4 separate regions of the Homo sapiens genome follow, and regions 1, 2 and 4 are each linked to region 3. A link is a loop called in an ENCODE intact Hi-C map of the cell type or tissue named here. Cell type or tissue: sigmoid colon. All regions are shown on one strand. Each heading gives the region's core, and the rest is flanking DNA. Links, peaks and the distances in the headings are about the cores only. Region 1 overlaps PARVA (parvin alpha). Region 2 overlaps TEAD1 (TEA domain transcription factor 1). Region 3 overlaps PARVA (parvin alpha). Region 4 has its middle 89 kb from the start of PARVA.

Region 1 (5,786 bases), core at 430-5,429, 130 kb before region 3:
ATTTTGGCCACTCCACTTAACCTATCTGGGCTTCTTTGCTCATCTCTAACATGGACTTGGTACTACCCTCAGAACCTAGGGACGTGGCTTTTCTGGAGGCTAAAAACAGAACATCTTGAGCAGATAAACATGCTGCCTTCTGGTAAATATGTAGTTTGAGTGGTAGCTACTATCTTTCTATATATTTTACCTCCTGCCCCATCCCCAATCATAACTGATTGGTCCAGGAGTGGGCATTAAGAATTTATTTGGAGCCTTGTATTGGCATCCTGAGCTATAAAATTTGTACAAGGCTACAATGGCAAGCAGCTTTCCTTGTAATATTCCTGTCTCCCTCCCACTCTCCCAAAGACATCACTAGTCAAAAGGCAATGGGGAGAGTGCTGGGTTGATTAGTAATGTCTGCCATAGATATGTGAGGAGCAGAGGAAGCATGGTACTATTTGCCAACCCTGGCCTAAGGCTTGCAGGAATAACGGTAGCACTAGGAACCCCTACTGCTGTGGAGCTTTCAGGTTTACAGAGTGTCCATAGCCACACTATTGTTGAGCCTCTTCACCAGCCCTGGGTTGTGGAGTGGCCCTCCTCGGTGTGGGATGATTACTCTCATAGTTGGAGCATAGGTTCAGGAGAGAGGCCTGAAGATGGCGGGGTGGGAGACACTTCTGAGCCAGGCAAAATCAAACCAGGATTCAACAAGTGACAAGCCCCCCTTACATCCTCACTACCGACGGAGAGGCTCAGAGGTACAGTGATTTGCCCAGTATCAGACAGCTAGCAAATGCCAGGCTTGAACATAGGCCCTTTGCCCCTAAATCAAAGTTTTCAGGGGTTCTGGCTATCCTAATAAAATGTGCTTGCACTCTCTCCCCTGGGCTTCCCCTGAGTCGAGTCTCTAGCAGTGTAACCTGACTGCAGATTTTCACATTGGGAAAATCCAAGAGAAGAAACTTGCTGCCTGTGACTTGTTTTCTCTCAGTCCCTGGAATTTGATTTTGTAAAATGATCTCATAGGCTTATTATAAACATGCATTGATGTACATCTTCAACTTTTGAAACAGCCAGTGTGAGTAAAGCTGAGTCACGAATGGAGGAAGCAGAGCCTTTCAGTAAAGTCTATTCACATATGGGCACAGGCTGTGCCAGTGGAGCCGTGTGCTTCCAGGCAGGGCTCTGGGCTCAAGTAGGCCGTAAGTCAGGATTGCTGTCATCTTGCTTTTTCAGTCCCCTGTCTCTGGGTCTACTGGTGTTCCCAGCCACAGTCTCAGGAACCAATCTGCTGATGTGCAGTGTGGGGAGGTAGAGGTTCACAGGCAGGCAATAACTCAACAGCCCTGGAAAAGTTCTGTTATTAAAGACCTAGTATCTACCTGGAGCACCTGGACATTGTTTGATGACAGCACCCTCCTCCCTGGCTCTCTCATCCCTCTCACGGGCCTAAGCTCCTGCCTTCACCTGCCCTGCACAGCAATTGCCCAATGGGACTCAAAAAGCCCACTACTAATTCCAGCTGGTCCCCTGTCTGAGGCTGGCAGACTGGGCCAGCCCCCTCTGTGTGGTGCCATCTCCCCTGATCTCAAGCCCTGCTTGCTGCCTGTCGCTTAGCCCTACCTGCTGGAATCCTCCTTTCCCTGTACACCTGCCTGAACTGTGACCAGCTTGTGTGTTCCTGCCTATGAGACCTCAGCAAGCCTGGCTATTTCCCTGGGCCCAGCACTGGTCAGCTGGGGTGGTGCTGCAGACTCCAGCCTCTGTACCACCCATGTCCTTCCCTCTCCCCCCAACTCCAGTCCAGAAGCCGGGAGCTCAACCTGCCTCTAGCTTTCTACCCAGAGGAGGACAGCCCCCCAAGTCCCCACAAGGGCAGAGACAGGCCACTTGTTTGTTGGAGAGGAAGTGAGGCTTCCTCAGGCATTCATACCTGTGCCTCTTCCCAGAGTACTCCAAATAACCAAGTGTTTCGCATAAAAAGACACAGAGCATACCCTTAAAAGAATACTTCAAGGCTGGCACTTATAATTCTAGTGCTTTGGGAGGCTCAGGCCAGGAGTTCAAGACCAGCCTAGCAACATAGACTCTGTCTCTACAAAATAGAAATAAAGAATTAGACAAGTAGGGTGGCATGTGCCTCGAGTCCTAGCTGTTTGGGAGGCTGAGGCAGGAGGATTGCTTGAGGCCAAGAGTTTGAGGCTGCAGTGAGCTATGGTTGTACCACTGCACTCTAGCTTGGGTGATAGAGTGAGACCCTGTCTCTAAAAACAAACAGAAATGGAACAACTTCAGAGTTCGGATAAACCTCTTTGTTTAATTTCAGAGTTTCCTGCAATCAGTTAAGAAAAGCCCCACCACTCCCCCTCCGTCAATTAACTAGATAAATACATAAAGTCAAGAGGAAACAGTATTTGTGATGGTAAAAGGAATTTTGATTCACAGTTGGAATCAAACCTCGTTGACACTGATCATGACCTCACCTCTAGCCTGTGTGGTGTTGGGGAGCCAGGGTTAAAGGAATGTGGAGGCAGCAGGACATCCTGGAGAGAATGAAGACTTCAGAGTCAGACAGAGCTAGATTTGAAGCCAGCTGGCGAACCTCTGTTTTCTCTTCTGTAAAATGGGTAACTATAGCACCTACCTGACAGGTTAGCATCTACATGATGGATAGGTTTCTGTGCATGGTACATGGCTGGAGTCCAACAAGAATTTATTTCAAGTCTGTCTTTTTCCACTGGAGATCATCACTGAGTTGCGGTCTCCTGAGCAGAAAGGGGGTTGGCAGCCGGAGCATGTGTCTCTCTTGGAACACCCTAGGCTCTGGCAGCACACAGGTTATGCAAGGCACAACCGGAGGAGGAAGTAACAGGATCCTAGCAGTGACTGTTGTTGGAGAGGGTCAGACCAAGCTAAAGCTTGGAAGGAGATGCAGCCTGGTTCCATCTGGATCTGAATCAAGGGTCAGAGGGAAGTGTCAAGGCTTGGAAGTCACTAGAGCATAAGCGCATGAGGCTGAGAGCATGTCTGTTTTGTTTGCTGTGGATTCTCCCATGCCTAGCGCAGCATCTGGCATCATAGGCAGTGTTTAAATATTTATTGAACAAATGAAGAATAAATGAATTAGTGACAGCCTTATCAGTTCAGAGCCTGGTTGTTTCGGGAGTTCCATTTGAAAACAAGGCAAAGGAGAACAGCTGCTGGCAGGAAACAAATGTGGGAACCACCAAAGGTTCTGAAGATACACCATGTTTAAACGGCTAGAACCTCAACTCTGGAGCCACGTGGCCAGGACTCAAAGCTCTGTCACTTACAAGACATGGAACCTGGATCATGTCACTAAATCTTTCTGTGCCTTCATTATGTTTTTTATTTTTTAATTTTTTGCCTATAACATGGGGATAATAGAACCTACCTCACAGGATTGTTGAAAGGACCAAAGGAGATTATTTGTGTGAAGTGTACACTGTAAGTGCTCAATAAACACAACTGTTAGTATTAATTGAGAGGGATGTGAAATTAGCTGTGTTTCCAGAAGTTTTGGCAGGGAATACACACAGAATGGATAGCTTAAAGAGAAACTTCTTAATATAGTGATAGATTTTAGAGCATAGAAAGAAAAAAATATGGGGAAAAAAACCCTGCAACTAGTTAAGAGTCATTGCAATATCTGGGCATGAGAGGATGAGGCCTAGATTAGGGGACTAGTTGGGGGTCCACAGAGGGAGAGGACCAGTGCAAAACAGATGGTTCATGAAGGAGCAATTGGTAGAACTGATTGGATGTGTTGGGGGGAGCAGAAAATGTAGAACTCCTTTGTGGGTCTGGAAGGAGATGGTAGCTCTCGAAGAGATGAGGGATGTCTAAGAAGGAGCAGGGCTGGTGAAGGATAAAAATCCAGTTTGGAATGTGCTAAGGGGGACAAGGGGTAGCCCGCTTGAAAGATGCTGTGAAGCTGGACATGCCCACGCGGATGGGTGAGATCTTGGGGTTGGAGGGAGGGCAAGCAGGGGTGGAAGCCAGGGGACATGTAGGAAGAGACGTGTGGAGGGCACTTCCAGAGAACACCCATGTTCGGGGGTGGGGAGAGGAAAGACCTCCACCTAGGAGCACACAGAGCTATAGCCAGAGGGCGGGTGAGAAGGGGACAAATGCAGTGCCCCTGAGGCTGTGGCAGCCAAGTTCCTGGAGGAGTGGAGCAGGGGAGTGGGGCCAGGGCCAGCCAGTGGGTTCAGTGCTGACAACTCAGAGGACAACTTATCTTCTGGAAAATTAAAGGCAGAATCTAGGGGTTCATAAAAGAAGGGAGAAAGGAAGGAAATAGAATTAGCATGGGTCTGTATGAGACCAGGAAATTGCCTTAAGGAAAAAGTAAAACAGGGCAGAAGATGGAACTGCAGTGAGAATGGAACCTGTATGTGTTAGGAGTGAAAGTCAAGATGCTGGAGAAGGAGGGAGTCAGTCCTGGAGCAGGCAGGTGGAGGAAGTGGCAGCCTCAGAATTGGGGCAGGAGGTAGTGAGAGAGGCAGTGAGAAAAGATGTTGAGATGCTATGGAAAGAACATGAAGCAAATAGCTTTGACTTTCTTGGTGAAGGAAGAGATGAAGACATAAGCGGGGAGAAAGTGGAAGGACATGGGGATTAGGTAGGGCACAGGTGTATGGAAGATGAAGGCAATCCGTGAGAATTAGAGGACTCTCAGAAGCCAGGGAGCACGCAATGGCAATTGAAAAATGACAAAGTAATTGGCTGATGCATGTCCATTCTGGAATTTTCTGCAGTAATTTTATGTTCTGGGACAAGAGTAGAGATGCCTGCCAATGGGGATGACCAAACGGTGAGTTTAGAGAGGCAAGGAAGCTGTGTGTGAAGACAAAGTCGAAATGGCTGGCAGTAGAGCCTAGGCTGGACTTTGGGTCATTGCTGGTCATCTGGAATCTGTAGCATAAAGCCAGTGATTTCCTAGCAACAAGTAGTACTTTAGAAGAATGACCCCAAGTCTCCGTTTGGCTTTAGGGTGAGTTGTGTGATTTTTGGAGCAGCAAATCTGTGTGGAAAATGAAGTTGTTGATCCTGGAGGGAGATGCTCCCAAAGATTCCATGGCAGCTGTGGCTGGGGTATTTTCTGGAAGAATCTAACTAGGGACCCTCAGTGGTATCTGATGCTATCTCATCATGTCATTGAATTACCTCAAATGAGCTGCACCTGTCATCCCCACTAAGATGGGAGAGTCATTTGGGAAGAGACCCTGGACTTTCCCAACCCATTTTGTGCGGAGACTTTCCCAACCCATTTTGTGCAGAGAGTGGGGTTGAAGACAGAACAGACATTCCACAAATATTCGCTGACTTGACTGCATTCTGATTGTGAGAGGTTTGGGGTCCAGCCCAGGGCAGTGACAAGAATTCTTGTCCCATGGTGTTTGGAGTTCCACTTCATCAGTGTTAGGGCGGGTCTGTGCTGCCATGTGGGAATTGGAATCACATGAAAAGAATGGGAGAGAAAGCTCTGTATCTTATTGACAAAGCACACCAAAGGGATGCTGGTCAGAAAGCCATTTAATCCATAAACACAAAGACACATGAATGGGCAAATTCTGTAAATGAAAGCAATCTGGCAAAAGCCCTTGGTGGTGAGCTTGGTCTCCCTCACAGGCAATGACAGTCTTGGCCATGGGTCTAGACAACACACAATTCCAATGCAGCCTAGGAGGACATTATGGAAGTGAGCTGGGAGAACCAATGATGCAGAAAGTAGACTCAGGAGAGGCACAGAGAATGCACCCCCTGCCCCAAGT
Region 2 (5,786 bases), core at 343-5,342, 280 kb before region 3:
AATTAATCAATCCCTGGCCCCGAACAACTTGGTCTAGAGACGATAAGCAATTCAAGATTCAGTCTCTAATCCCAGCCTGAAATCTACATGAAAAAGAAGTTAACTGTCAGATCAATGAAGGACAAATAAAAATAACTGGATTTGTACCTCTCTTAACATAAGGAAAAATCTCCTCCAAGTTTAGACAGTGACTATTTACATGTTAATGAGAGTAATATATTTTCACAGTGATTTCCAAAGAAACTCACCTAAGACTAAGGAGTTTTTGTACCAGCCTGAAATCTGGAGAACCACAGCCAGAAATTATGACTCTCAGTCAAGCCTCTAAAATCAAAATGAGCCCGACTTTCTCAACAGCTTATCAGAGCCTTTTAGTGAGGCCTGAAGTTGAACAGAAAATTACCCAAACACAAAATACAAACGACAAGTAAGAACGAAGTGGCCCTCGCCAGCCTGGCTGTGCGCTGAATTAGCCACACTTGATTAAAAAGCCAGGCAAACTTTTGCATTTGCTTTTATTTTATTCTTTACAAAGGCTGAAATAGAATTTGACCTTTCTGAGCTATTGCCAGCTATGAATTGGAAACAAGCTCAATTTAAAAGGTAGCATCAATATCTAACTGCTCATCATCTCAAATTTTTTTCCATCTTCCTCAGTGTCTTTTCACAGGGTTTGTCTACCCATGCTATTTTTAGACTTCTATCAGAACTTCCAATGACTCCATATAAACCTACAGTAGGGGGGAGAAGGGTCTCATTTCAGTCCCATTTTCTCAAATCCCACGCTAGCTAACACCAATTAGCGTAGAAAAAGAAGGTAAGAGTTGGTAAATGAAAATGAGTCACACTCAATTTTAATTTTTCTCAAGATTGAAAAAGCTCATAAATTCACAAGTAAAGCACAAAGCAACAGTGAGTCCCAACTTCACACAGAAACACCAACCCAACTCTGCTCTGACTTGGGTACGTACACAAAGTGGGCACTGCTCATAAAGGAGAAAAATAAATACGAGTCACAGCAGACCCAACATTGGGAGACAACTTCGTGTTTCTCCCTTACTCTTTAAAATATTTAATAAAACAGTTATAAAACTGATTCTGAAGTCAGGAAGACTGGCGTGAAACACTGCAAAAGGAAAAAAAAAAAAAGAGGACCCTGTATATAAGGAAGTAAACTGCAAGTAAAAGCAAGAGACAGGCCAGAGCTTGGCAGGCTGGCGAGTGTGTTAGTTTGTTCTCTCGTCTCTCTCCCCTCTCTCTCTTTTTTCTCTCCTTTCTCTCAAGTGAAGAACAAACAAAGAGTCGATACTTCAACTATACATATGGAATCCAGAGCTTTCTGCCTAGTGTCGGCTTGCATGTCCCCTAGTTTTAGGATTCACTGGAACACTAAAGCCCCTTGAAACATTTGCCATGTGTTTGCTGGGGCACTTCCCCGGACTCAGCCTGCCGCCTTTCCTGGCTGAGTTGTGCCGGGCCGCACAGCAGAGCAGGGTGTGCCAACGCAGCCTGACATTCAGATCAAGACCACAAATTATAAACAGTTTCAGTAAATTGACTCAAGTGCCTTTGTTCCTCAGACATACATCTTCCTACCGCTTACAAAGGCAGGCAGCAGAACCTAACCACCAACGCGGCTATAGCCAGGACTGGGAAAGGAAGTTATTGAAGCCTGGATTTCCTGCCTTTGCTTGTAGCCAAGAACTATGAGGCTTGTAGTGGTTTCAGGAACTGACTCATCTCATGATTCATGGATAAGATACTGCTTTTAATATGTTTCTGACCCTAAGATTCAGGAAAATCAAAACCAGTCTGAACCTATGCTTCACTCTTATTTGCAAATGAATATTCACAGCAAAATAAACAGGAGGACAACGGTTACCGAAACAATGAAAACATCATGCCAGTGGCAGGAAAAGTGGAATGCAGGCATCACATGGGAAGCCGTCATCAAAGCTTAATCCATGGGCTGCGACTTAACAGCGTTTCAACTTCCCAAAAGTGGATAACAGGTGGGATAAGGTTTATTTTTAGATGTCATTCCCCTAGATGTAAAAATAGATTTAGCACAGCAATATTTTAATTCAGGCCCATCTGGGGTTGTGACTCTAAATATCCAGGATGTACAGAAGCATGTAGCTTAAGATTTAACTGTTCCAGTTGCAAACCAGAGTTCAGAGTGAGCAGACCAATGATTAATGGGTAATAAAGGACTCGCATTGGAACTCATTCTCTTAAATCATCCTCTGCTAGAAGGCTGAAATTCTGTATTTCCACCCATGTGCTGACTGGCCTTCTCTGTCCTTTACTGTGCGCATGCACACACGCACACACACATGTGCACACAGCCCAGGACTTAAAAGCGAAGTTCTTTAAAAGTACTAAGCACCAGGGGCTCGCACCTCTGGCTGCTTTCCATGATGTTCCCTGTGGATTTATTCATCACAAAGAGGTCCCCACTAGAAAAAACTTTTAAAGCCTCCCTCATTCATGGATTGTTGGGTTCTCCCCACTATCCCCACACAAGACATTAAGCACAGGACCAGTAGGGGTGGTTTTCAAAAGCCTTTATGGGTTTCAACACAGCCCAGTTGCACAGAAGGAAAAGGGGGAAAAGAACACAAAAAACACAGGCTGTTCTGTGGGGTGGGGGTGGAGGAAGCAGTAAGAACAGTTGACCAGGCAAGGCCAAAGTGCAGGGGCCGGCTGGCAGGCGCTGCATGGCTGGGCTCCTCCAGCAGATTTACTGACATGACGTCAGTGGCTCCAGTCCAGCTTTTTCTTTGGTAGCTTTTACCACTTGCCTCCTGAAGCCTCCACTATGTTAGGGAGCCACAGGACCATAATGAAAATTCCCTTTGTGAAACTGAGTTTACCGCGGGGCACAGAAGCCTGCCTTGTGAATTACGGGGCTCTTCCCCCTACTCTCAGTGCCCACGGAGGAAAGCGGGGGCGGGGGGGAAATAAACCCCTACAATACTGTACTTTCCTTTAATACAGAGGAACCATTACATTAAGCTTGCGGCTTTAAAAAGAAAAAAAAGCCGGGGTGGTGGGTGAGGGGCATTAAATGTGTATCCAAAATTTCCCAGGCCAGGATGCTGGTTAACTTCTCAGTGGTGTGGAGAATGATGATAATTTCAGGACTATTCACTTGTGCCGTCATGAGACTGTGTTGGCTGCACTGTGAACGCATACAGCTTTGTTTCACCAACAAAACAAAAAAGTATTACTGAAGCTAAAACTGTAGGTCTGAATGGAAACTCTGAAGAAAGCATTAGAGCGTGTCTTTAAAATGAGCCCTGCTTTGCTGGGGGGACTGGGGGGTGGTTGGCCTAAGTGCATAGTCTATGATGCACCAACATGGGCATAAAACAATTTCCAAGAAGCAAAGACAGAAATTATAATACTAAAAATAAGTTTAATAGCAGACTTGTTAAATAAAAAACACTCATCTTAGACTTGCAGGCCTACTACTATAGGCCCGCAGCACTAAAACAATAGCTATGTTACAACTAGGGATCCAATGCATAAATCTATCTAAAACTACAAATCTTTAACTTATTTAAGCTTATAAAAATAATAGACTAGTGATAAATTCTTTAAATGACTAGGACATTAAATACATTCTATTTTAAACACTTTGGAGAAGAAGTACAAAGCTTAATTCAATCAATATTTATTGAAACAGATGAGTACAAACGTACCCAACAATACCATCGAAATACAGCTTGCAGCCTGAATGGCTCACGGTGGTAATAAGATAAGGAATCTCTCATGTCCTGGTTATGTATACAAGGAATAGAACAAACTATCAGGCAGACATGATGAAGGCAATGACTAAAGACTTCTGTGAAGCCTACATTAACATGAGCTTTGGCCTTCAGGAGGCAAGTCAAACCACAAACCATCCATGGTAATTCTTCAGTTTGGTCTTTTTCTTAAGGGAGGAAAGGACAAGATGACAAGCACAAGCATGAAAGTGGCAAATGAGAGCCAAAGAGGCCAGGCATGAGCAAGTGTGCAAGGAAAGCTTTTACCACGATTAGAGTTGACATGGCAGGCAGGATCCATTTCCAAAGGTGAGCAGATTATTCAACTGAAGGAGTGGGAGGAGAAAAAAAGCAGAGAACCTAGCACACACATCATAGCCTAGAAACTCCATTTCTCACTAAAAGGAACCCAAACTCTGCAGAAATGGTTCATTCTATCTCCCAGAATACACAAGAGGTTGGACAGCAAGGAAACTATAAAAGACTATTAATAGGGTCACATCAAAAGGCCACAGGAGCCAACTAAAGAAATTCCCACTGGCCAAAGATGAAACAATTTGAGCATCAGTAAGAGGAGGAACTGCAATGGACTGAAACGCATTCAATAATTTAAAATCAGTGATTGCCTAATGATATGCAAAACAAAAAAAAACTATCTTTCCTTTACAAACTATATGCTAGGTTAACCATATAGTTGCTAAGAGAAACCTTCTCCATAAAAAGAGGAATGGGTTGGGTGAGATGGCTCACGCCTGTAATCTCAGCAATTTGGGAAGCCGAGGTGAGCAGATCGCTTGAGCCCAGGAGTTTCAGACCAGCCTGAGTGATGAAACCCTGTCTCTACAAAAAACTAAAAAACTAGCCAGGCATGGTGGCGCACTGACAGTCCCAGCTATTTAGGAGGCTGAGGTCAGAGGATCACCTGAGCCCGGGAAGTCAAGGCTACGGCAAGCCGGGATCGCATCACTGCACTCTAGCTTGGGTGACACAGTGAGTGAGACCTGTCTCCAAAAACAGAACTAGAGTATCAGAGAACCACCAGTTTGCAAAAACTACATGAAATAATAGATACAGGCAGAGATCATCAATCAATGGCACTAACATCACAGAAAAAGTGACACTGTACATTGTGTGCCTCCTGGTAGAATACTAGCTATGAAATATTTGCATCAAAAAAGTTTTTAAAAACCCTGAATTAGATCAAATGTCAACATCTAAATTTCCCATTTATAGGAAATACAGAGGATAAGAGAATAAAATACACAGCACCATGGAGATACAACTGCAAAATCCAGAACGAGGCAGTCTAGAAGAGAAACACAGGGGCTTCTGTAACAAATCAATTACAAGAAAGGTGGGGATGTGATTTAAAGAGTTTTAAGAAACACAGCAACCAAATATAACCTGTTGATCTGGTTTGGGACCCTCATCTAGACCAGCCAACTATGAAAAAACATTTATGAGACAATCAAGGAAATCCAAACAGTGACTAGATATTTGACATTAAGGGCTTATTATTTTTTTTTTTTTTTTTTTTTTGAGACGGAGTCTCACTCTGTCGCCCAGGTTGGAGTGCAGTGGCGCAATCTCAGCTCACTACAAGCTCCGCCTCCTGGGTTCACGCCATTCTCCTGCCTTCAGCTTCGGGAGTAGCTGGCACTACAGGCGGCCGCCACCACGCCTGGCTAATTTTTTGTATTTTTTAGTAGAGACGGGGTTTCACTATGTTAGCCAGGATGGTCTCGATCTCCTGACCTCATGATCCGCCCACCTCGGCCTCCCAAAGTGCTGGGATTACAGGAGTGAGCCACCGTGCCCGGCCAACATTAAGGAGTTATTACAGTGCTGGTGTGATCACGGTATCAATAGTTGGTTGTTTTTTTTTAAAAAGAGTCATATTTTTAAAATATGTACTAATTTACAGATGAAACGGTATGACAACTAGGATTGCTTCCAAATAATCTGGTGGGAGAGGAGCCAGGAGTTTACAAGAATAGCCATGAGGTGATGATT
Region 3 (5,786 bases), core at 407-5,406:
CACCAGGCCCACTAATTAGATGTTAGTTCACATCGATCCAGGGCTGGCCATAACCCACAGAACTCCTGGCCTAGCCCTGCAGATGGCTCCACGCAACTAACGCTGTAAGAATCTAATTCCATGTTTTGAATTACTTTTCACAATTCTTTTCACTTCATATGAAAACAAGATCAAATGTTTATAAGGACTCGTTTGAATATATTTTCACTTTCCAAGCACAAACTTAGAGACAAAAAAAAAAAAATGAAATTTTCAGCAGCCATAAGACAAGAATGCATTTCTCCGGCTACCAAGTCAGATCATGGTGCAATAAAAACATCTCCAAACGCTTTCTGATACATTCTCTCATTTAACCTTATAACTCCTTAATGTTCACATTTTAATTGCAGTTTTAGAGCGTTAAGATCCTCCAGCAGCGCTGAAAGATGAAAGAATTTAAAAATTATTTAATACTAACTCGAAGCAAAAGCGAAGGCATTTCAGGCGGCTAACACAAAAGTTTCGCATTTAAACCACTCAAACTTCTCAGAATCTGCATAAAACTCAGCAAACTAAGTCTGTTGGATCTTTGACTAAGGAAGTGGGCTGTTGTAAAATGTAAACTCCTAACGGGCATCTCTAGCTCTTTTTGTTTTAATTTAAAAACTGGAGTGTAATTATCTCTTATTTACAAGAGTCACAAACACTGCCGAAGGGAAAATAAACCTCCTCTTTTGGGATGAAGTTGCTGACAAAGGTTTGACAGAGAAAAATAATTAATAGTTCTGTGCTGGCACGGGGAGAGTCCCAGAGCTTGGAGAAGTGAACTTGAAGATGTGCCACGCACGGCTGCCGTGTGGCCCTGGAATCCCAGGGGCCCAGCCAAAGGCAGGGTACACGTCTGGTCCTGAGAATGTGGGCAGCTTTGAGAGGGACTTAGGCTATGGCATGAGACAAAAGTCCAAGAGGTTTTTGAATATCCTCCTTAAGTTACTGTTTTGTGCAGAAACTGCTTTGTTCTCTGGTTACAAACTTTCTCCTGTTCAAGAAACCTGTCCATGGGTGATTAATGTCTTTCAGCTGGGGGCTCGAGTGTTCTCCAAGTTTGGTTCTGGGCTCTGCTGTTTAGAATCCCCACCTTGGGAAATAGAGGCAAGAGAGCCTTCAGGACAAGGAGCCGCCTGTGCCAGCTCCCTGGAGCCTACGGGGCACCTCACCTGACTACTGAGGTTAAAGCAGAGGAGAGGTGCACGTAAGATCATGTGCAGCTGGGTCAAAACCCTTGGAAGGAGGAGTCTGCTTCTTAAAAATGTGTGAGTGTACAGGTTCCATCATAACACTGCTTTTAAAGTAAACTACAAGAATCTTTTGAATACAAACCATATCGCATTCTAGCAGACATCCCTCTGTATTTTCATTTGCCTACATGAATGCTAGGAAGCCCATGGCCCAAAACAGTAAGATATTCTCATCCTTTTGTCATTATTATTAATGATGGATGTACTTGTAATGCCTATACATTTCTGCCTCGTGTGATAATCCCTTCCCTTCCCCTGGAGCACAGTCATGTTTTAAGATTGGCAACTATTTTATATCCTTTTGAGGCATGTTTGGGTGATTGGAAAGGGTTCAGATCTTGAAGCTGGACAGAATCTGATTTCTAGCCTTAACAAATCATGCAATGTTCCCGGGCCTCAATTTCCTCATCTATGAAATGGAGATAATATCTTTGTGGCAGAATGGGCAGAGATTATCCTGGCCTAATTCCCCTTGTATGCCCAAAGACAAATGCCTGGCACAGGCAGACGCCTGCATCCCAATGCCTGGCACAGAGTTGGCACCCAATGCACAAGAGCTATTGTTATTATTACTCTTAATAACACAACAAAAAAACAAAACAGTGGATGTTACTGACCAGAGCAATTTCTAATTCCAGCTTCATTATTTCAGATTAACTCAGCTGTTTTCCCCTCTTCTTATAGAATTCAAAAGAAAAGCCCTGAGATTTTGGCTCCAACTTCTCAGTGATACTTTTGGCCTTAGGAATATCTATTAAGAGTTTGCGATCCAAGGAGAACTATTAACACTGGCGTGGAAAGGGAAATTAGGAAGTCTGAATGAAGTAAAGGTCTGCTTGCGCATATAACAAGACCATTTTTCCTGCAAATATTATTTTCTTGGCTCTCAGGATCTTTTGTCCCTTTCTCTGTAGGCTGGGACCTCTGGGGCAAAGGACAGTGAGGGGCCCACACATGTTTAAAGAACAGGCTGGTACATCCTGTCCTTGCTACAGAGCCTGGCACATCAGTAGCAAAACAGACCTCTCTTTTGACACACTTTCTTTGAGGATTCTGCCAGACCCAGGCTTGCTGCTGAAGCCACCACTGAGCCTTCCTCTCGGCCTGGGCTGGTGAACTGCATCCCGGAGCCCCCTGGTGGTCCTTTCCATACTCACACCTCATTCCCACACCCTCTGGGGCAGGGAGAAAACGGCCTTAAAAGACCCACCCAAGGGTTAATCTCTGGTATCCATCATCCACTGGGGCACCCCATTTTCTTAGGATGAAGGCAACATGCTCTGTGTTAAAGATGGTATAGAAATGGCACCTTTCTCTAACATCAAGAGTCATTCATTAAGCATCTCTTAAGCACCTACTGTGTGCCAGGCTCACGCTGGACATGAGGAATAGAGGATTATGACTCAGCTCCTGCTCTTAAGAAGCTTCCAGTGTACAGGAAGAGGCAGACATGAGAGCTGAGAAAGACAATAGAGAGATGTGCCCAGGGAACCCTAGGGACAGTGTCAGTCTCTGTAAGGAAAGTGGGAATTGCATCAGGGAGGAAGGATAAGTTAAACTGGATCTTAGAGTCTTTGCATAGAGATTAGAAAGAAACTAGGCAGGCAGAGAAAGGAGGGAAGGCATTCCTGGGGGATGAGTCGATATGCCTCAATGCCCGGACCTATTAGGGGAATGCTGAGAAGCTGGGGGTGCCTGCAGCAGGAAGGAGTGATAAAGCAGGCTGGTGATGTGGGCAGGGCTTGGAGTGAGAAGACCTCGTAGGTCACACCAGGGAGTGTAGACTTGATCTTCTCCAGTGATTTTTCAAACCATGTTTTTAGACTCCCCATAAACATCTGATTCTAATTTCATGGATGCTGAGACCAAGGGAAAACTGGAGTGGTCATCCATAATCTGCTAACTTTACATTTCTGTGTTCAATTCCGTCTAACCATGAGAAGAATATCAGATAAATTCTAGTAGAGGGGCATCCTACAAAACACCTGACCAGTACTCCTAAAAAGTGCCGAGGCCATCAAAAACAAGGAAAGTAAAAAAGCTATTATAGCCAAGAGGAACCTAGGGAGGCGTGACAACCTAATGTACTATGGTACCTTCCCTGGTGGAACCCTGGAACAGAAAAAGAAATCTATTAGGGAAAAACTAAGGAGTTTTGAATAAAGTATGAACTTTAGTTGATGATTATGTATTAACATTGGTTCATTAATTATAATAAATGTACCATACCAATGTACAATGTTGGCAATAGGGGAACTGGGTACAGGGCCTATGGGAACTCTCTGCACTATCCCACAATTTCTTGTAAATCTAAAACTGTTCTATTAGGTTGGTGCAAAGGTAATTGTGGTTTTTACCATTAAGATGGCAAAGATCGCAATTACCTTTGCAGCAACCTAATAAAAAGTGAAATCTGTTTTTAAAAATCCTTTGTTCATCCAAACAGCCAAATTATTGTCACTGATAAGCTTTATAACTGTTATAAGTTAGAACTTAGAAAATTAACTTGTGCTCTAGTAACATTAGCTAACATTTATTTGGTAGCTATACCAGGCCAGGTACTCTGCTAAGTACCATACTTGATCTCCACAACAGCCTCATGAACTAGGGATCGTCAGTATCACACCCCCATTTTACAGCTGAGAAAAGTGAGGTACGGCGAGGTTAGACAGCTTGCCTGAGGTTATACAGGTAAGTGGCAGAGCCTGCATTTGGACCCAGGTCTGTCTGATGCCAGAGTCCAGATGCTTAATGATGAACATTCCATGCGATACTTTATTGAAAAAGAAGGGTCCACATAACTTTCATTTATTTCTTTCTTTTTAACACTGAAAGCCATAGCTATAGATGGGGTGGGGAGAAGAAGGGATCCTCAGTAGTTTTCCACTGGAGGAGGAACTAGGTCAGAGTTTGGTTTGGGAATGAACATTCTGGCAGCTACAGTGTGAAAGATGGGCTGGCGTAGGCACTGGGCTCCTGCTGCTGAGATTTTCTAGTGATGTCTCCAAAAGGAGGAGGAGAAGCAACGAGAGAGAATGAACTTCCCTAAAAGGATAAAGCAAAAGCCCTCGTATAGCAATCCTTCGGATCTAGACCCAACCAATCAAACCACAGGCATTGCTGAGCCCCTGAATGTATGCCTGGCACAGGCCTGTCTCCACAGACAGGAGCCGACAGTAAAGAGAAAATAACCGCAGCCCAAGAGATGGAGCAGCTGGCCCGGAGTCCCTGCCGGGGGGAAAGGCAGACCTTGGAGGGAATGCTTCCTGTGGCCTGGGGTAGGCAGGGGTGTTCCTGGAGGAGGCCTGTGGGCTGAGCCCTGAAGATGAGGAAAGGGCAGATAGGACTTCAAGCAGAGCCCAGGCCAGCACAAGGCAAACCTGATCCCTGCCCTGCAGTCCCGGGGGCCTGGGTGGCCCAGCCCGGAGATGCCTAGGGCTGAGAGCCTAATCCCTTACCATGAGCTCTGTAGTCTCTCCTGCCCTCCTGGATCAATTAAAAGTGGGAGTCACTTCACCAGTGTACTTGAGAGGCTACTATGTGCCACCTAGAGGCACATTTGGAATTTGGTACTCCTAGAGTTTACAGAAAACAATAGCAAGTCCCCTAGATAGTCAACTCTGCAAAAGCAAAGATGCTGTCTCAGACAGCCTGGCATGTAGCAGGTACCAATTAATAGGCAGTGAACTCAAGAAAGAATTAAAATTGCATGGGTCAAGGGTAATACTGGAATGTACTAAACTGCAGTTGACAATGTTTGGTGCAAAAACTTCGTACTTGCTTCCAACTGTGGCTCTAACAAATTAGTAAATGCTTAGTGGCTTACAACACTAATTTATTATTTCACAATTCTGGAGGTTAGAAGTCGAGCTAAAATCAACATGCTGGCAGGGCTGCATTCCGTTCTGAGGGCTCTAGGGGAGAATCCATTTCCTTGCCTTTCCCATCTTCTAGCAGCCACCCCTATTTTTTGGTTTGTGGCCCCTTACTCCATCTTAAAAGCCAGTGATGTCACATCTTCATGGCCATTCTTCCATAGTCACACTTCCTTCTGACTCTTTCTTCTGTCCTCTCTTCCACTTTTAAGGACACTTGTGATCACATTCGGTGCACCTGGATAACTCAGGAAACTCTCCCTATGTTAAGGCCAGCTGATTAGCAACCTTAACTCCATCTGCAACTTTAATTCTCCTTTACCATAGAAGATAACATACCTACAATTCCAGGGATTAGGACATAGACACTTTCGGGCTGCCACTATTCAGCCTACCACAACCCCAGATTTTAAGGTCAAACTGTAGGAGATAACCATTCTGTCTCCAAAATGTGAAAACAATAATTACCTCTTCTGAAGCATCTCTGTGTACCAGGCACACCACTACATATTATATATATATAACCTTACTTAATTGTATTTGATGTTTAATGAAGCAGGCACTGTTAAGAAACCAGAACTGGTCACTCACTTGCTAAAATCCTCTAATGACTTTCCATATGTCCTTAGGAAAA
Region 4 (5,000 bases), core at 1-5,000, 120 kb after region 3:
CAGCAAGCTCCCAGAGGGAGGCCTCGCAGAAAGCTTTGGAGGGAAAAGGTAATTCTGGGAACAGATCTGATCTGAGGGCGGCAGGAAGGAGCTGCTGGGGAGGCGGCTGGCCTGCCTCCCACTACCGCACCCCCATCGCAGCCCACGATTAGAAGGTTCAAGCCTAAAAAGGCAAAAGTTGTGAGTCAGTCCTTGCCTTGCTTCCCGTTCTTGTCCTCAGTTTGCCAAATTCCTTCTTCCCTTCCTCCTTGCACCCTCATTCTCCCTCTCTGCCATCTTCTGAATCAAACTCCTTCACTTGCCTCAAGTCCCCTCAGCTCAACAGACTGCCTTTTTGTTCCCCCTGAGGATCCCTCAGGGACTTCCTGACAGGAAGCCAGGGCCACCTCAGGAAACAAGCCTGACAGAAACACCTCAGGTCTCACGAGGTCATGACCCAGAAGCCACTCCCTTCTTCTCCTTTCTCTAATCCCCACTCCCACCCCTGCTAGGGGGTCTCTTTCTCTCCACATGTGGTCCTCATGCACTGCCTTCAAGATGGAACTCCAGCAGGGCTTGAGGAGATGGGGGAAGCAAAGCCCCAGCTCAGGCCGAGCCCCTTGTCCCTGGGCTGCCATTCAAGCCACTGCTTGGGAGGTGGGCACAGCCTGGGGAGAGAGGTGATGAGAAACCTACCCTTCCTGATGCCCACTGTGTCTTGGGGTTCTCTCAGAAGATGGTGAAGGGGAGCCTGGAAGTCCACTCCTTCACACACATACCAGCTGCCTGGCTCTGAGCAAGTTACTTAACCCCTGTCTCCTCATCCAAAAAGTGGGCTGTCTGGTGCAGCTTCATGGGGTGGTTGAGCAGATAACATGGGCTAAAAAGAGATTGCCAGTTGGCCAGGCATGGTGCCTCACACCTGTAATCAGAGCACTTTTGGAGGCCGAGGTGGATGGATCACTTGAGCTCAGGAGTTCAAGACCAGTCTGGCCAACATGGCGAAACCTTGTTTTTACCAAAAATACAAAAATTAGCCAGGCATGGTGGTGCGCGCCTGTGGTCCCAGCTACTCGAGAGGCTGAGGTGGGAGGATCACTTGAACCTGGGAGGCGGAGATTGCAGTGAGCTGAGATCACGCCACTGCACTCCAGTCTGGGTGACCAAGTGAGACCCCATCTCAAGAAGAAAAAAAAAAAAAACAAAAAAAAACAAGAGGTGCCCAGTGGCACAGGACACAAAGTAAAAGCTAGTTGTCAGCAAAATATGAACTCCATTAGTTTCCCACCCTCTCACGCACTCAAGCCGCGTCCAGTAAAGACATTGCTGAAGCCCTGGCCCATTCCAGAGGGGGCTGCACACTCTACCCAGCCAGGATTTCTCCAACTCTTGAGCCAAGAGCTCCTCATTGGCCAACTCACATCCCCCTCTGCTGGCCGTTTCCTTGAAACCTTGGTATGGCCCACCGGGGGCTGCCTTGCCTTCTGCAGGGGTCTCAGTCACACGTGCAGCTGGCCCTTAGGGTTGTTTTGTGCGAAGGAGGCTGATGCGCACACCAGCGCCTGAGTTTCAGCATCCAGGCTGCCTCTGGGTCAGGCGCTTGTGCTACCTCCTCTCTGGGCCCTCTGGCAGCAGCAACCTTTCTCGTAGATCCTAGAGGTCATCTGGCAGCATGATCAGCTGGGGAGGGTGCCCAGGGCAGCCACATATCCCCTCCGGCCCTCCCACCTGGGGCTTGGGGCCAGAACCAGCTGTGATGGGGCAGTAATGCCTCTGGACAGGAGGGATGGTACCATGCATTCTGCTCCCAATGGCAATGCCAGCCCTGCTCCCTGAGGTTTTCTTTTGGGCAAAGTAAAGACAATAAAAAAGATGGCTCTCGTGGCTTTCAGCTCTGGGGATTTTCGGGAGACTGGGACTCCATGGTGCAGCTTCCCAGAACTTGGAGGTTTTGCAAGGCTCAAATCCCCCTCAAAGTCTTGGAGCGCCCTCTAGGGGCGGCAGCCTGAGCAGGCCTGAATCCATGTCCTCCCTTTGTACGCAGTCCAGCCAGCTCGCTCCTTGGTTCCTTACTTCATTCATTGATTCAGCAAACAAGGATTGGGTTCCTCCTCCGGGCCAGACCATGCTAGACACTAGGCTGATTGAAATGATCAAAACTCAAGCCCTGCCCTCAAAGCAGCTTTTGTATACTCTCGAGAAACGCTGTGCAATACTCCTTGATAACTAAAGGCTGAGTTTCCCAGGCCCATCCCAGACACCATGGGGCTGCTCAGCAGTCCTCTTGCTCCTGCACCTCCCCCAGCGACCCAGCCCTATTGGGAGGGTCTCCCACCAGCCTCCCTGCTCTCACCCCAGGCTGGGAGCTTCCTGAGGAGGGACTGATCCCCCACACTGGTGGCACACAGTAGAGTGGGCTGGAAGCCTTGGGATGGACCCTACACTCATATAGTCCGGGCCTGGGCAGCAGGCTTCCAGGGACTTGGGGAGGGCCAGAGCAGGGCAGTAAAGGCGATGACCCATGTGTGGCAATGCTAGCTCCTCTGCCCTCTGCTGTCGCCGCTGGGGGCTGTCAGAGGATTCAGGAGTGACTCTAGGCTGTCCTCAGATGAAGTGGCCTGCCCAAGAGTGCAGCCCTGGGTCCTGCTCCCAAGGTGCCCCTGTCCCAGCCTGACCTGGTGTGACGGTGGTGCGTCTGGGGATGGTGGGGGAATGACTCACTGGCTGGGAGCCTTGACTCAGAAGGAAGGAAGACCAGGGCTCAGTTCCAACTGCAACAACGTTTCTTGGTAGAAACCCCTGTCTAAGCCAAGGCCTTTCTGGGTCCTCCTCTCCTAGGGTGAGGCTGGAGAGGGAGTGGGTGTGGGGGGAGGTGGAAGGCAGCGATGAGCCTGGAACTGGATGAAGAGTCTCTGCCCCTCGCTCAGGGCCTGAGGAGGTAACTCTGCTCAGTGAGTGCTGCAGTCCCTGGATCCCCGGCCTGCCTAGATGCTGTGAGACTGTGCGTGTTCACTGCGCCCCCTGGCAGGGCCTGCCGCCTCAGCACCTGCCACAGCCCTGCTCTTCCCCAGGACACTGGGACCAAGGGTGACTCAGAAAAAGGAGCAGGTGTGTATGTGTGTGTATGTGTAGGGGTGTGAGTGTGTGTGCGTGTGCATGTGTGTGTGTGTGGATGTGTGGGTGTCTGTGTGTAGCATCCTGTTTTGTGTGAGGCCGTTAATCTGATGGCCCAGTCTCACTCCAGTGTACAGAATCAAATCATAGAGTTCCTGAACCTCAGTTTACTCATCTGTATTTCAAAAAGCTTAGAGGCAATGATGGCTAAGGCCCTGTCTGGGTGAAACTGTAGAATCCTAAGGCTCCATAATTCCTGAGCCAGGGGTGGGGTGGAGGGGGATGGGAAGATCTTGAGTCCCTTGGAAAAGGCTCCCTCTAGTCAGCAGTGGAAATAAAGTCAAGCTTATATTTTATTTCTTGCCTCTGACAACCAGGAGGCCATGCCAGAGAGATACCATGTAAGGAATGAGAACGGCTGCCCCTGAGAATTAACCAGAGATCTTCTGCCCAGCCCCAGCCTCCCACCCCCAGAGAGCTAGTGACTCACTCCACCAGAATTCTCTCCTCCAGTTCTGGTATTTGCTTGGGGTTGGAGACTGGAAGCTATTGGCCCGTTGCAGAGCTGCTGTGGAAAAAGAAAGGGACAGGGAAGATGGGGTGGGAGGAAGAGTCCATTAAATGTGTAGAGTAAGTAGGAATTTATCTCCTATAGCTCAATTACCACAAGTCAATAGACTAATGATTATAATAGACTGAACTCTCTCCTTCCCTCACACCATACTGCTGTCCCCACAACACACTCTACCAAACTTTTCATTTGTTCACACATCAAATATTTTTGTGTTTTTGTTTGCTTGTCACCAGGCTGGAGTGCAGTGGTGGGGTCATGGCTCACTGCCCCCTCGACCTCTCGGGCTCAAATGATACTCCCACCTCAGGCTCCCGAGTAGCTGGGACTATAGGCATGCACCACGACACGCAGATAATTTTTTAATTTTTATTTTTTATAGAGACAGGGTCCCACTGTGTTGCCCAGGTTGGTCTCAAACTCCTGGGCTCAAGTGATCCTCCCACCTCGGCCTCCCAAAGTGCTGGGGTTACAGGCATGAGCCACCACACCTGGCATCAAATATTTGAGACCCTGCTATGGGACAGGTACCACCCTCAGAGAATGCCTCAAATTATGAACCATCATTACTAAGATCATCAGTGAGCATCTACATGCATCTATGCGTATATGCATATGTGTAGACATATTTATACATGCATGTGTACATACGTACATGCACATATTCATTCATGTCAGAACAGTTATTTAAAGCTAAGGTCATCACGGGCCATCAATGTTCCATATATGTAATACATTAAAAACTGGAGCTGCTCTGATTGAAGCCAGGAAGCTGCAGGAAGTTCTACTCTCTGCCTCCCCTTTCCCCACAGAGCCCCCCAAACCCTTTGGAAACCAGGTTTAATTGAGGCTGTGGACCATCATTGCTGTGGCCCTCCCTTGGCCTGGTTCCAAGGGAAACATATTTGCGGGACACTGTACTTCCTGTGGAAGACCCCTCTGCCAGCTGGGCCTTGAGGATTAGCTGAGCAAAATGAACATCACATGCAGAAGAAAAACAGGTCTTGGTCACTTAGGGTGTGAGAGTGGGCAGTGGGGTCCACGTGTTCCCTGTTCCCAGGCAAGGCCTGCAGATGCATTCCCAGGCTTCAGGCCCCTGCGCCTCCATCACTGCTGGAGAGAAAGGATGGGGACGGTGAACATCTGAATGTGCACACAGGCAGGGCCAGGAAGCATGAACGGAAAGGAAGCCCAAGGGCATGATGTGGGTGTGGGAGATGGACGCAGGGAGGGTCTGAATCCAGGACCCTAAATCCAAGGCCCAGCTAGCCCAGCCCTCTGTCTTTCTTTCTGTCTAGAAACAGTCCTAGATATTCCACTCCCTGCCAGGTCTCAC

The links. Peaks named below come from ENCODE experiments on the same cell type or tissue, not always from the same donor. Only the 100,000 strongest peaks of a DNase experiment are listed, where the experiment ranks them.
Region 1: a loop joins it to region 3, with 6 times the contacts of the local background. A loop is called at or near these places in 4 of 110 quality-filtered maps.
Region 2: it touches region 3 in a loop (4-fold over the local background); 4 of 110 quality-filtered maps call a loop at or near these places.
Region 4: a loop joins it to region 3, with 10 times the contacts of the local background. A loop is called at or near these places in 4 of 110 quality-filtered maps.

What each region holds. Positions count from the first base shown.
Region 1 is chr11:12,535,073-12,540,858 of GRCh38, reverse strand. It overlaps PARVA (parvin alpha), which reads right to left. Exons shown (of 13, transcript NM_018222.5): 13 at 5,503-5,786. Among named protein-coding and RNA genes, the nearest start is that of TEAD1, 140 kb to the left of the region's middle. In sigmoid colon, for the core only: no CTCF peak of the experiment used is centred there; DNase peaks (open chromatin) are centred at 1,185 and 2,808; H3K27ac peaks cover 1,123 bases.
Region 2 is chr11:12,689,768-12,695,553 of GRCh38, reverse strand. The region is part of intron 2 of TEAD1 (TEA domain transcription factor 1); the gene reads right to left. Among named protein-coding and RNA genes, the nearest start is that of TEAD1, 18 kb to the right of the region's middle. RefSeq lists an enhancer at 947-2,146. In sigmoid colon, for the core only: no CTCF peak of the experiment used is centred there; DNase peaks (open chromatin) are centred at 1,217, 1,573, 2,371 and 2,733; H3K4me3 peaks cover 2,025 bases; H3K27ac peaks cover 3,283 bases.
Region 3 is chr11:12,409,096-12,414,881 of GRCh38, reverse strand. The region is part of intron 1 of PARVA (parvin alpha); the gene reads right to left. Among named protein-coding and RNA genes, the nearest start is that of PARVA, 34 kb to the right of the region's middle. In sigmoid colon, for the core only: a CTCF peak has its summit at 2,429 (motif pointing left); DNase peaks (open chromatin) are centred at 1,154, 2,371, 2,981 and 4,251; H3K4me3 peaks cover 961 bases; H3K27ac peaks cover 3,365 bases.
Region 4 is chr11:12,285,748-12,290,747 of GRCh38, reverse strand. It overlaps a transcript of MICAL2 not described here. Among named protein-coding and RNA genes, the nearest start is that of PARVA, 89 kb to the left of the region's middle. In sigmoid colon, for the core only: CTCF peaks have their summits at 1,771, 1,970 (motif pointing left), 2,833 and 3,038; DNase peaks (open chromatin) are centred at 1,967, 2,687, 2,977, 3,547 and 1 weaker place; H3K27ac peaks cover 2,608 bases.